Regions from separate parts of the Homo sapiens genome. Here regions 1 and 3 are each linked to region 2. Evidence: chromatin loops called from intact Hi-C (ENCODE). Cell type or tissue: prostate gland. All regions are shown on one strand.

Region 1 (4,000 bases), 49 kb after region 2:
AGGAGTGAGTGCTTGAGGTAAAAAGTGGTAGGAAATAAGCTCCCAGAGTGAGGACAGGTGGTGGAGGAAGATCATGTAGACAATGTACTGTGATCAAGGCAGAATGAATAAACTCTAAAGCAGAAATATAAGCCAAGAGCTGAGAATCCAGTTAGAGTCATGATGGAGGACAAATCTCCAATGATATTTTCATTTATCAAAAAAACATGTAAGTGTGTGTAGACGCTGTACTTAGACAACCACAACAGTGTGAGGATCCAAAGATGAATGGACATTGGGCCTCCCAAGGGGGTCCCTTTCTAGCAGGAATCTAGCCATGCAAGCAAATGATTACATTGTCATAGCAGGAAATGTCATGGGCAACAGGAGCCCCTTCGAGGGGGTCCCAGGGAAGACTTCCATAAAGGTGGGAAACTTCAGCTGTGTCTCCAAAGATAAGGAGACATCGCAGGTAGAAAAAGCAGAGCAAACTGTCCAACACAGCAGGACCTACACACAAAAGCATAAAGGCCCAAGCAAGCTGCTCAGAATGGGGGGAAGCAGCGATGCTTAACCCTGGCAGTGCATTCGAAGCACCCGGGAAGCTTGTAAATTCCACTTCTGCCCAGGGCCTAATCCCAGGGACTCTAATGTGATTGACTGGAGTAAGGCCCAGATGCTGGCATTGTATTATCCCCTGGTGATGCTAATGTGAAGCCAGTGTGGACAAGCCCTGGGCTGGAGTGAGGCCAGGAAGAGAAAGTGAGACTGGGGCCAGATCATGAGAGTGTTTCATGCTACACTCTAGAATACAGGCTTTATCTTCTTGGTGAGAGAGACCCACTGGTGGGTTTCAAGCAAAGAATAGGCATGGTCAGATTCATAAGGGAAAAAAGGCGTCCTGGCAGTGGTGTGAAGAGAAGAGAGGGGTGGGGGTTGGAAGCGGGGGATTAGGGCCCCATTAGGAAGAAACTGCGGCAGTTCAGAGAAGAGATGATAAGGGTTTGTACCCAGGCAGGAAGCAAGGCCGTGAGGAATGAGATAAGGATGCAGTCGAGTGATATGAAAAACGGCAGACTTGAATGAATTTGGGAACTGACTGTGCCAGGCGGGAAAAGAACTCAAGATTATCACGATTCCATTACTGAAGTGTACAATCAAGAAAAAATGGCTTGAAGGGGAAAGAGAATGGGTTCAGGTTTTAACATTTTGAATTTGAAATACCTTACGGAAAATAGTCACCATCATAAACCGTGTATTTATTGACCGCATACTAGGTGCCAGGCCCTGTGCTTCGTAGTTCATGTGCGTTTTCCTACTCAGTTGTCACAGCAGCTCTCTGGGGTAGGTAATCTGATTAAACCCATTTACAGAAGGGAAAACTGAAGCTCAGACAAGCGAAGCCAGTGGGAAGAATGGTGAATTACATCCATTATGGTGTGCACGGGATACTCGGCACAGAGCTTGGCACATGGTGAATGCTCAGAGAATGGCCATACTATTAATAGTTATTATCTCTTCCCCACTGTGGGAAGACCTCAAGCCAGGTCTGCGAGAGAGGGAATCAGGAATACTTGGGAGCCCTGTGGATATGTGGGTGCCTCAGAGTGTCTATATGTCGATAGAACCATACTCAGGCCATTGCTTCATTTTATTTCCGGCTTCCTAATGAGGGCATCTCAAATACTCTTGATATTACCCCCTCACCAGCCCTATCCCACGACCGCTCATCATTATTTTATTTTTTTAAATTTCTTCCTACAAAGTTAATCTCAATGTACTCACATCTGTTCTGTTCTGTGAGGGAAATTGTGTTGTTGGCCACGCAGCCGGAATAGGTTTGTTTTTTTTTGTTTGTTTTGTTTTGTTTTTTGTCTTGAGGAAAGAAGGGGAACTTTATTTATTTTTTAATATAGCTCCTCTTGCCTGGTCCCATGCCAAATAAACAAAGCTGCTATTCATTTCCGTATCTCCCCATCTCTACCGTGCCCAGAGTCATTTTAGCAGCAGCGCCTCTTGGGCTGCCTCTCCGAGAGCCTGGAACAGCAAATAAGAATGTCCTAAAAGTGAGTGCTGTGAAAATAGAATCCTATTTAATGAGACCGCAGAGAGCAAGACCGTTGCTCTCTTGGTGAGTGGAGGAGCAAACATTATGTTTAAAGTTGTGGTCGGAAAATGCTGGATCCTCAAATGTGGCCTCAGCTAAAAGCATCAGCCAGTGCATCGCAGGTCATGACTCAGGGGCAGGTAGCTGAGGCAGCTGCAGGAAGAACTTAGAACCAGGCTGCCGCCCTCTGGAAGACCCCCACCCCCATGCTTGGGGAACCCCCACCCACTCCCTCGCCAGAACACGTCTGTCATGGTCCTTCTCTTCTTGCCACCGCATCTCAATATCAAAGCTGACTCGACTTGTGTCCCATTCATGGAATCACAAGTATTGGGGTTAAAGAGGACTTCCAAAGATGTGGCGTCCAACCTTCCACCCAATGCTTCCTCAACAGTGACCTGGCTTTGCTCTTTTGACTTTGAGCCCTTTGTCCAATGAACAATGAAAACACTTAGTATATTAAACAGATCCTAGTGGAGCTGTTCTGAATGAAAAAAGAAAAGAGATCTAGAGACCCACCCAGCCGGGCTCCCGGCATGGCGCCATTCCCTCCATAGAATTCAGTTTGAAAACCACCCGCTTAGGTCAAAAGAGGGCCTAGGTACCAGGGTCAGCATCCCTTTATTCATTCAGTAAATTGTTCCTAAACACCTGCTAGTGTGCAAGGAGCAGGGAATACATTTGCGAGTTTAAAAGACCAAGTCCCTACTCTCATAGAGCCCATATTTTGCTTATTATTTTGGAGGGTATAGAAAACTATTAATACAAAATAATTTCAGACAGTGCTAAGTGCGAGGAAAAACACAAAACAGAGTAATGCAATAGCATATGACTGGGAGTAACAGATGGGCTGCTTTAGATGGGATGATCCATCAGCTATTCAGATCATGAGAAGGCGCTGCCTAGCTATGGGACTGGCTGCAGCGAGAGCTTTGCAGGCAGAGGGAGTACCAAGGGCAAAGTCCCTGAGGCAACACTGAGCTTGGTGAGTTCTAGGAAGTAAAAGAGAGAGGGAGGGGGCAAGTGGTAGGAGATGAGGTCAGAGAAACCAGCAAGGCTAAACCACATTAGCCCCTGTAGGTGCATGTTATGAAACACTAGCAAGCGTGGGTTGTGTTCAGGTGCTGTTGGCATCGAACACGATGGTGATTTTTTTTAAAGAGATGGAGTCTGTCTCTGGTGCCCAGGCTGGAGTACAGTGACGTGATCATAGCTCACTGTAGCCTCAAACTCCTAGGCTCAAGCCATCCTCCCACCTCAGCCACCCAAGTAGCTGGGACTACTGGCGTGCACCACCAAACATGGCTACTTTTTTTATTTTGTTAGAGACAGGGTCTCACTATGTTGTCCAGGGTGATCTTACACTCCTGGCCTCAGGCGATCCTCCTGCTCAGCCTCCCGAGTGGCTGGGATTGTGGGTGTGAGCCACTGTACCCGGCTCACGATGGTGGTTTTATTTCCTGCCAAAATAATGAAATTTGGACACTTTCACTTCTTTCCTCATCAAGGAAAGGGCCCTGAGAGGGAGATGAGAGTCCTAACTTAAAAATAAAAAAACCCCAGCCAAGCTCAGTGGCTCATGCCTGTAATCCCAGCATTTTGAGGGGCCGAGGCGGGAGGATTGCCTGAGCTCAGGAGTTCGAGACCAGTCTGGGCAACATAGTGAAACCCCGTCTCTACTAAAATAAAAAAAAAAAAAAAATTAGCCGGGCGTGGCAGCGGGCACCCGTAATCCCAGCTACTCGGGAGGCTGAGGCAGGAGAATCACTTGAACCTGGGAGGCGGAGGATGCAGTGAGCCGAGATCACACCACTGCACTCCAGCCTGGGCGACACAGCGAGACTCTGTCTCCCAAAAAAAAAAAAAAAAAAAAACCCCTTCCTTCCCCTGTGAGTTTTCCTTTCCTTTTCCTTT
Region 2 (4,000 bases):
ACTCTTCTCTCTTTGTCTACACTTGAACAGGTTCCCTGCCTTACTCTAACCCCACTTTCTACCAGGACGATCAGAGCCCTCCCAGAAATGACCGCAGCCCATCTTTGCCACCTTAGGTCCCACATCATCCCTAACATCTCAGCACACATTGTTGTCAGGTTTGGGAGGTGTACAGAAGTCTCAGCTTCTGAGTGTGCCCCTGCCCAGAGAGATGCGTGTGTGTCCCTGGGTGCAGAGGAGGGTGGCAGGAAAGATGTGTGGTGTGTCCTGCCTGTGAGTGCTGGCCAAGCTGTGTTGCACAAGAGGCACCCTCAGCACAGTCTCCTCCCAAGCCCAGCCTCTTCTCAAGCCATTCCCTCTGCCTACTGGGAACACCCTTTCCTCCCTCTACCCCCAACCATTTCCTTTCACGGTCATTTCAAGGTCCATCTCAAACACCTCCTCCTTCCTTAAGCTTTTCCTGATTCCTCCTTCCTTAAGCCTTTCCTGATTCCTCCTTCCCCACCCAGTAGACGTGAGCTCTGTCTGATTTGAAACCTTTCCTGTGATGCAGAATATTTGGCCTTGACTTACGGTTATCGATATCTTTATCTGTTGTGCACAAGAAGACTTAGATCCTTAAGACTAAGCATCCAAAAATGTGTCTTGCTCTTGCTTGAATCCTCACATGGCGTCAACATTGCAGGTGCTCAGTAAGCATCTGCACAACTCAGTCCAAAGCTCAGCCATGGAATGTCAGGAGTTGGGTAGCCTGGTTGGAGATCATGGCACTGTCAGGGGAAGAGGTGGGAAGAGCAGAAGGAAGGAGTCTTGGAAGTCACAGCCAGGTGGTCAACCAATGACTGTCCCTGTGATAAGCCTGAGACCCCAAACATCTCCCTTATCCAAAATGGCCTGAATGTGTGAAGAAAGAAGAAGGATGCTAAAGTGGTCTATTTATTCCGTCTGGACCACAACTTTTCCAAGAAACAAAAAGCAAGGCCGTGTCATGTACTGAGATAACTCTGGGCTGGGGATGGCAAACTTGGGTGCCTTCAGGCCAGCAAAGGACCAAAGCCAGCTGGGAGAAAGGGGTGGTTGGTGACAAACTAGAGCATCTGTCCCATTTATAGGGAGCTGGTCTTGCCTGCAGAAACGTGGCACATGGATGGCTGGATCTAACCATTGTTCCAAAAAGCCCCATATCCACAGTTTTGTATGAAATCCCTCACTTTCTAAGTGTGGGCAATCTATTCCATTAGAAAGAAAAATCAACAACACTGGGTGGTCCCAGTGAAATCCGTCCACATTCAGCCTGTGGGCTGCCAGACTGAGGTTCCTACCTAGGTGCATGCCAGGTTATGGAGTGACATGACTGTGACGGGCTCCCTGCTGAAGCTAATTCTAAAATCCACCCAACTAGAGAAAGTGCTGGGTATGCCAATAAACCAACCCTGGGCATAGAAAGGCAGCGGGCAAGTGATAGGAGAAGGTTTAGAATGTCTTCATGGTCTCTGAAGCCAGGATCTTTGTGTGCCTTGAGAATCATGACCTAGAGGGTAGGCAGAAGGCTTAGGTCAGTCACCAGCTTATTTGACTTGAGCAAGTGACATCCTCTTTCTGAGCTGCAGAGTCTCCTTGTACAATTAGCGGGCAGGACTAGAATACCCCTGAGATGCCTTTCAGCCTCTGGCAAGGAAATGCTAACCGGTGACTGTGCAAGGAATGGGTCCCACCGTGGCAGGAGAGAATTCCTGTTGGCAGGGCCCAGACCTGGGAACTTTAGATGTGGACCTTGCCTCTTTCCACATGGCAGTGCCTTCCAGCAGGTGCCCAGCGACCAAAGGCCCAGCCCAAGTTCTCACAGCTCCACTCCGATCCTGGAGTCATCGCCGAAATCTTTATCCATGGGTGTGGTGCAGGGCACCAACAATCAGAGTACTGTTGGACAGGTCCCTACAGGTGTTAGATGGTAGGAGTTATGGAGAGGTGGCCCAGGGGAGAAGCCAGTACAGCTAAGGTGGCAGGAAGTCTTCCCGGTAAATGACTACCAATGAGATGAAAGTATTTCAATAGCCTGACAATGGGTATGACCGGGCAGGTGTGTATCCACCGACCATCAGTTCAGCCCTCCTCAGAATGCTGCTCATCCTGGGGACTGCAAGGCAGACCCAGATGCTGGCAACAGGTTTGAAAGTGACCCCCCACCCAGCCTCTGGGGACTTCCCCAGCAAGCCCAATTCACTCCAGAGCCCCCAACCCAGGCCTCCCTGGGCATTGGCAGAGAACAGGCACCGTTCCAAACCCTGACTTCATGCTGACCACCAAATCCCCAAGCCAGGGAGGGAGCGATGATGTCACTGTCCCCATGTTTCAGAAAAGCAATAACCGGACTCGGAAGAGGATCAGTTTTCAAGGCAGAAGTCCAAACAGTTGATCTTGGCAAGGGCCTCCGAGGATTGCCTCATAGAAGGAGAGGGCTGGCATGCTTGTGAGCATCGTTTGTTATGAGCTGGGAGGCAGCGGTGTCCTTGGACTCAGGAGAACCTTGGGGACCCTGTCAAGATGGAGAATGTCGAATCTGAAACAAATGGGCATTGGTGTCCTCGATTCCCGTCAGAACCCTCTTTTATGGTGGGAGGGGACACCTCGGCACTCACAGAGAAGCGTTTTTCCGACAGAGTTCAGCCACCCCACCCTGGACCCAAGTCCCCTCTTATTATTAGAAAAATGCCATCAGTTTCCTCAATTTGAATAAGTCCTATGAAGATGGAGTTTTGTTCACCACTGTATCCACAACATCTCATACAGAGTTAAAGAAATCAATAAATATTGGCTGAATGAATGGCAAGGAGAGGAATGGAGTGGGAAGTGGCACGTCTGGATTCCAGGGATCCAGGAGCATATCCAGGTTTGCCAGCTAGGCCTGCAGGCCAGGCAGGGCAGGCAGGTTGGGGTTATGGGAAGACCGCCATTGATTGCTGGAAGTGCACAATACATATTTTCAAAAACTTGGCCAGGCATAGTGGCTCATACCTGTAATCCCAGTGCTTTGGGAGGCCGAGATGGGAGGATCACTTGAGCTCAGGGGTTCAAGGCCAGCCTGAGCAACATAATGAGACCCCATCACTACAAAAAATAAAACATAAAATAGTAGCCAGCTGTGATGGCATGCATCTGTAGTCCCTTGGCCTACTACGGAGACCAAGGCAGGAGGATCACTTGAGCCCAGGAGTTTAAGACTGAAGTGAGTAATGATCATGCCCCAGCTGTCCAGCCTGAACAACAGAGTGAGATCTTGTCTCCATTGAAAAAAAAACTATGACAAAAAAAAAAGCAAAAACTATCCTTTGACAATCTGTGACAACTTTCTCTCCCTGGGGTTCACAATCTCACTTTCATGCTCCTTCCATTAAAGTCTGATCCCTTTTTTAAATAGCTGTTTGGCTAATCTGTTGTGGTAGACACTGTTGAAAAGGCCCCACTTTCGGAAAATGTGTTCAGGAGGAACAAGTCTCCCTCGCCCCTCCCTCCCCTAAACTACACTTCTGCTGTGCTCTCAAATGAGCTCAGTCACATCTCTGTCCCTGAGCATGTCATGTCCCCTCCCTGGGCTTCAGTTTCCCCTTCTACATAAAACACAAGCTAAACTAGAAACATCCTGTGTCCTTAACTTGTAGGAAGAGTGTCTCAGCCCCCTTTAAGAAAACGAAGCTTGAAGCCTCTCCCTGCAAAAATCCAATTCCTCACTAGTACAGAGAAACTTTTTTTTTTTTTTTTTTTTGCATCCGATTTCTGGAGATCCACAGCCCCTTTGCAGCTCAACAAGGGAACCCAGGGTCAGAGTCTTTTGGACTTGCTAATCTGGAAGCCCCTCCCAGCTCTGACTTTCTGGAATGTTAACCGAAGTGTGGCTGTGAGAAAACACATTCCAGCTGCTCTCCTCTGAGGCCAGCGCTGGGCCTCCCCCTCAGCTGCCCCTCAGGAAGGAAGCAGCCCTGGGCTTCACTAATGGCCCCAA
Region 3 (4,000 bases), 230 kb before region 2:
TGCTCAGTAAGAACTCAACTCATCGAAATCAGCTTGGCACCGCAGCTACTTGGAAGTTTGAAGGAACCTGCATTTTAGCTCCTAGCACTTGCCTAGAGTCGAAATTCTGACACATTACAAATGACTGGCTCTGACAAACATAGCGCTGTGTTTTAGGGTCAATTCTGAAAAGAACAACATGGCAAAGGTAGATTCTACTCAGTTGTGTTTTCTGTGTAATAATCCTACCTTGATTTAAATATTGATTCTAAAAGTATCATGTCTGTAATCATAGAGATCTAGAATTGGTTTGACAAATTTAGGAGAGTTATAATAGGTTTATAATGTCCTGACATCAGAGAATCCTAGAATCTCAGAGTTGGAAAAGATGTTAAAGGTAATCTAATCCAAACCAATGCCATGGAGATCAGTGGTAAATTCAGGTTTTGGAGGCTGACAGCCAGAGTTTGAATCTTCAATCTTCTCTGCCACCTGTGTTCGCCACTTGGAAAGTTACTTAACCTCTTTGGGTCTCAGTTTCTTCATCTGTAAAATGGGTCAAAGCACTTCTTAGGGTGTTTGAGAGAAGCAAATGACTTAGAATAGCAGTCAGCCCACAACATTCAATAAAAGTTAGCTTAGAACAAGTTATACTGAAATTCGTAAGGAGAGGAGGAATGAGTTTGGTCCCCTTTCTCCTAAGTCCCTTCCTCAGCTCTTAACAAGAGTAGTTAAAGCTGGTTTAGAACTTCAGACATAAGTGGGTTGTTCTTTTTCAGCTGGGTTCTGCATGCCTCTGGGCCCCTCTTCTTCTTCTTGGTAGCATCTACACAAAGTTCCAAGATGTTAGCTTCCCTTGGAGTGAAGGGACAAATAAAGTAAAAAAGAAGTTTCTGAGTCTGGGGACATTTGCATATTTCTTATGAAATGTCTGGCCTTCACTCTACATTGACAGCATGAGTTGCCTCAATGATTCCAACTATGTCTTGCATGCCTACCAAAGATCAACACTGTTCTGGATGCTGGTGTACATCACGGACTCATTTAAACCCACAAATTCTTATTTACAGACCGACCGAGCTATCACGGCCATGATCTTTCTCTATACAGCAATTTGTCTAGCAGGACAGGCAGAGAATGTAGAAATGGAGCCAGTCTCTGCAGAGGGCTGGATGAGAGTCCTAAGGCAGGAAGAACCACGGGCATTGCAAGAAGAATGGTTCCCTGTGGGCTGGGGGTCAAAGATGCTTCCAGCTAGAGCTTCAAAGGCGAGACCCTGCTATTGCTCATTTGGTTAGACAAACCACTAAAGGAAGGAAGTCCCTGGAGGTCTGCTCTGCCTACAGTCAGGACATGCAAAGCACATGACCAGCGGGTCTCCCCATGGGACCCTCCCAGGACCAGCTGGGACATAATGTCCCCCACGTTCTGTCCCCTGCAGCCAGCTGGAGAGCATGTCTCCGCTACATAAACAATAACTCCTGGCACAGTGGATCGGTTTCTCATGGTCCTGATGGGAGATAAGGTCCCCACAGCTTAGAGCAGCCAGTTCTGGAAACTTTCACCTTCACCCCACAGCCCAGCTAATTTCCAAGTTTGGGATTGCAATAAGCTCTCTCAACATTCTAACACCCTGCTCCCTCACACACACACACATATCGCAGGTCTCTGTGTACTGAAGTGTTCCTGAGAGATGGGTCAGAGGCTCCAGAGTTAGCAGACGGGAGAAGGTCTGCCTGCCTTCCATCAGTGAGAGAAGAGAGAGGTCAGACAGGGCGGCTCGGAGTCTCAGGTTCTCCAAGTTCCTTTAGTCCTGCTCTAAGGAAGCCCTTGCTCACCCCTTCTGACTCTCTAGGGTAGACTGTCTAATCTGCTAGAACAAAGTCTCCCAGGGACCAGTGCCAAAACTCATGCAGGCTTGCCTCTCTGGCCTCTCTCTCTTCCCTCCTACAAAGATTTTTCTGATACACCCTTTGCAGGATATTACAAGTCCAGCCCTACACTGCTGGATGATAAACCAACAAACCCAAACTGACCTCTTTTTGTTCCCTGGGAACTAAAAACATATGGAGTGGGCATTTATATACCCCAAAGTGGGTAGGAATGATGAATCAGCCTGCTGCTCCATACTGTATTATCTCCTTATAGGCAAAGACCCTGTAGTTTTGCTCAGGTTTGCCACTTTGTGGCCATATAATCTTAACAGTTATATGACCTCCCAGGTCTCAGTTGCCTCACCTGTCAAACAGAGGACAAGGTGTTATCTATTTTACAGTGTTAGTATAAGTACTGATCTATGCAAAGACCTAGCAGAATGCCTGGCACTAAGCAATTGCTCAGTAAATGTTAACTGATGCCAAGTCTTATCATAATTATAAGCAGTGTTATCTTTGTATCCCCAGTTCATAGTACAGTACTAAGCACAGAGAGAGGGTGGGAAGGAAGCACGAGAGGATGGATGGACGGACTATTACTTCTAGCCTGTATCTTGTCTGACTTGCAGGCTGGTACCTAGAGACAAGCAGATTCCAGTGGTGTCTCTGGATAGAAGGGCACTGACCAGTTCTATGGATCATGATACCCTCTATGGAGGGTCAGAGTGAATGAAAGGCATGAGATGGTGACTGATGATTAAGATGGCAGGGAGATTTGGGAGTCATATAAAGAACACAGGATTGGGAAGAAATTCCGATGCCTCAGCTTGGGGATCAGATCTGCCCTTAGTTAAATGCTTGACTCTGAGTAAGTCATTTCCCCTTTGCGCCTCTGTCAGAAGTAAGACGAGGGATCCTACATCTAATTCCCAGCACCATGATTCATGAGCTCAGGCGAAGGATGGTGAACCGAAAGCCTAAGCCCACCAGTCTGGGAGTGGGAGTGTGTCTTCTAAGCCCACCAGCCTGGGAGTGGGAGTGTCTGATGCTGATAGGCTAGCAAGTGTTGTTTGGTCTCTAAACAACCACCCGTGGCTGGTCTGACACCAGCAAGGGGGAATGGGACATTATGTCCACAGGAAGGGCCTCTGGTCACCCTGGTCTCCAGGCCCTGATGGTAGGAAGGAAACCAGGCAGGCTTAGGAACTGCTGCCTCCCAGCTATTTCCCTCTCAGCTCTCTGCTGACCACCGAGTGTCTCGTAATGAGGATTGTTCCAGACCAGGCAGGTTCGTGTGTTTTCTGAACCTCTGCTTTGGTCTAATATGCTTTGGCATTCCCGCGCTGTCTGCCAGAGGTTGCAAAGTGGGCTTTTTGCGTTGTTGTTGCTCTTGCTGGTTCCCCACCCCTGCCCATTTTTCTCTCCCCAGGGCTGTCTGAAGACATAAGCTGGTCTCATGACCAAGCTTAGGCAGCCAAGGGCAACTGGCCAGGGCTGACTCTGGACATTACATAACCAGAAGGCTGTGGATGTTTGCAAAATTGAATCCAAAGCAACAGGTTCCACAAAATTAGTACATCCAGCCTCAGGACACAGGAATAAGAAAGCCTGGAGGTTGGCCTTGGGGATGGTTGGGTACCACCGTGGGCTGCGTCACTCCTCCACTCCCTTCTACCTGGACATTGCGGCTTGTCTCCTCTGGGGAGTTTCCAGGCCTGTGGGGTCTCACCCTCATGCCCGTATTAGACAGATAAGCATTCACCAAGTCACTTTTGCATGCCAGGTCCTACCCTAATTGCTAGGGATGCAAATATGAGCAATAAGTTAAAGGGCTGGACAGTTCCTGTGGACCTCAGCACACCCCACATTGAACTTCTGATGAGTCACACACATACCTGCCTCTTCTCTCCCAACCTGACTCTAGTTCCTAAAGATGGAAACTGTATCTCCCTCACGGCCTCCCTGGCTCCTAGCTGGGAGCTCTGCATGTAGAGAGGTGCTTACAAAGATGGGGTGATGAACCAGTTGCTGAGTTATTCAAGGTGAAGCCCCAGTCTTCTGTGCTAAGGCAATCACCAGTACACCCTTCCATTGTATACCACCCGCTCCTCCTTACAAGTAACATGGCCCGCATCCCAGGGTGCTTA

The links. A loop is a pair of places that touch in the nucleus more often than their neighbours do. Peaks named below come from ENCODE experiments on the same cell type or tissue, not always from the same donor. Only the 100,000 strongest peaks of a DNase experiment are listed, where the experiment ranks them.
Region 1: a loop joins it to region 2, with 2.4 times the contacts of the local background. A loop is called at or near these places in 6 of 110 quality-filtered maps.
Region 3: a loop joins it to region 2, with 3 times the contacts of the local background. A loop is called at or near these places in 3 of 110 quality-filtered maps.

The regions. Positions count from the first base shown.
Region 1 is chr22:32,573,725-32,577,724 of GRCh38, reverse strand. All of the region lies in intron 7 of SYN3 (synapsin III), which reads left to right. It overlaps SYN3-AS1 (SYN3 antisense RNA 1), which reads right to left and starts at 2,786. Exons shown (of 4, transcript XR_001755503.2): 1 at 1-2,786. In prostate gland, no CTCF peak of the experiment used is centred here; DNase peaks (open chromatin) are centred at 694 and 1,974; H3K27ac peaks cover 1,037 bases.
Region 2 is chr22:32,622,489-32,626,488 of GRCh38, reverse strand. All of the region lies in intron 6 of SYN3 (synapsin III), which reads left to right. LOC107985545 (a long non-coding RNA gene) reads right to left here. Exons shown (of 3, transcript XR_001755504.2): 2 at 574-2,536. Among named protein-coding and RNA genes, the nearest start is that of SYN3-AS1, 50 kb to the right of the region's middle. In prostate gland, no CTCF peak of the experiment used is centred here; a DNase peak (open chromatin) is centred at 2,428; H3K27ac peaks cover 2,753 bases.
Region 3 is chr22:32,850,373-32,854,372 of GRCh38, reverse strand. All of the region lies in intron 6 of SYN3 (synapsin III), which reads left to right. The region is part of intron 2 of TIMP3 (TIMP metallopeptidase inhibitor 3); the gene reads right to left. Among named protein-coding and RNA genes, the nearest start is that of TIMP3, 51 kb to the right of the region's middle. In prostate gland, no CTCF peak of the experiment used is centred here; DNase peaks (open chromatin) are centred at 1,408, 1,872 and 3,327; H3K27ac peaks cover 3,569 bases.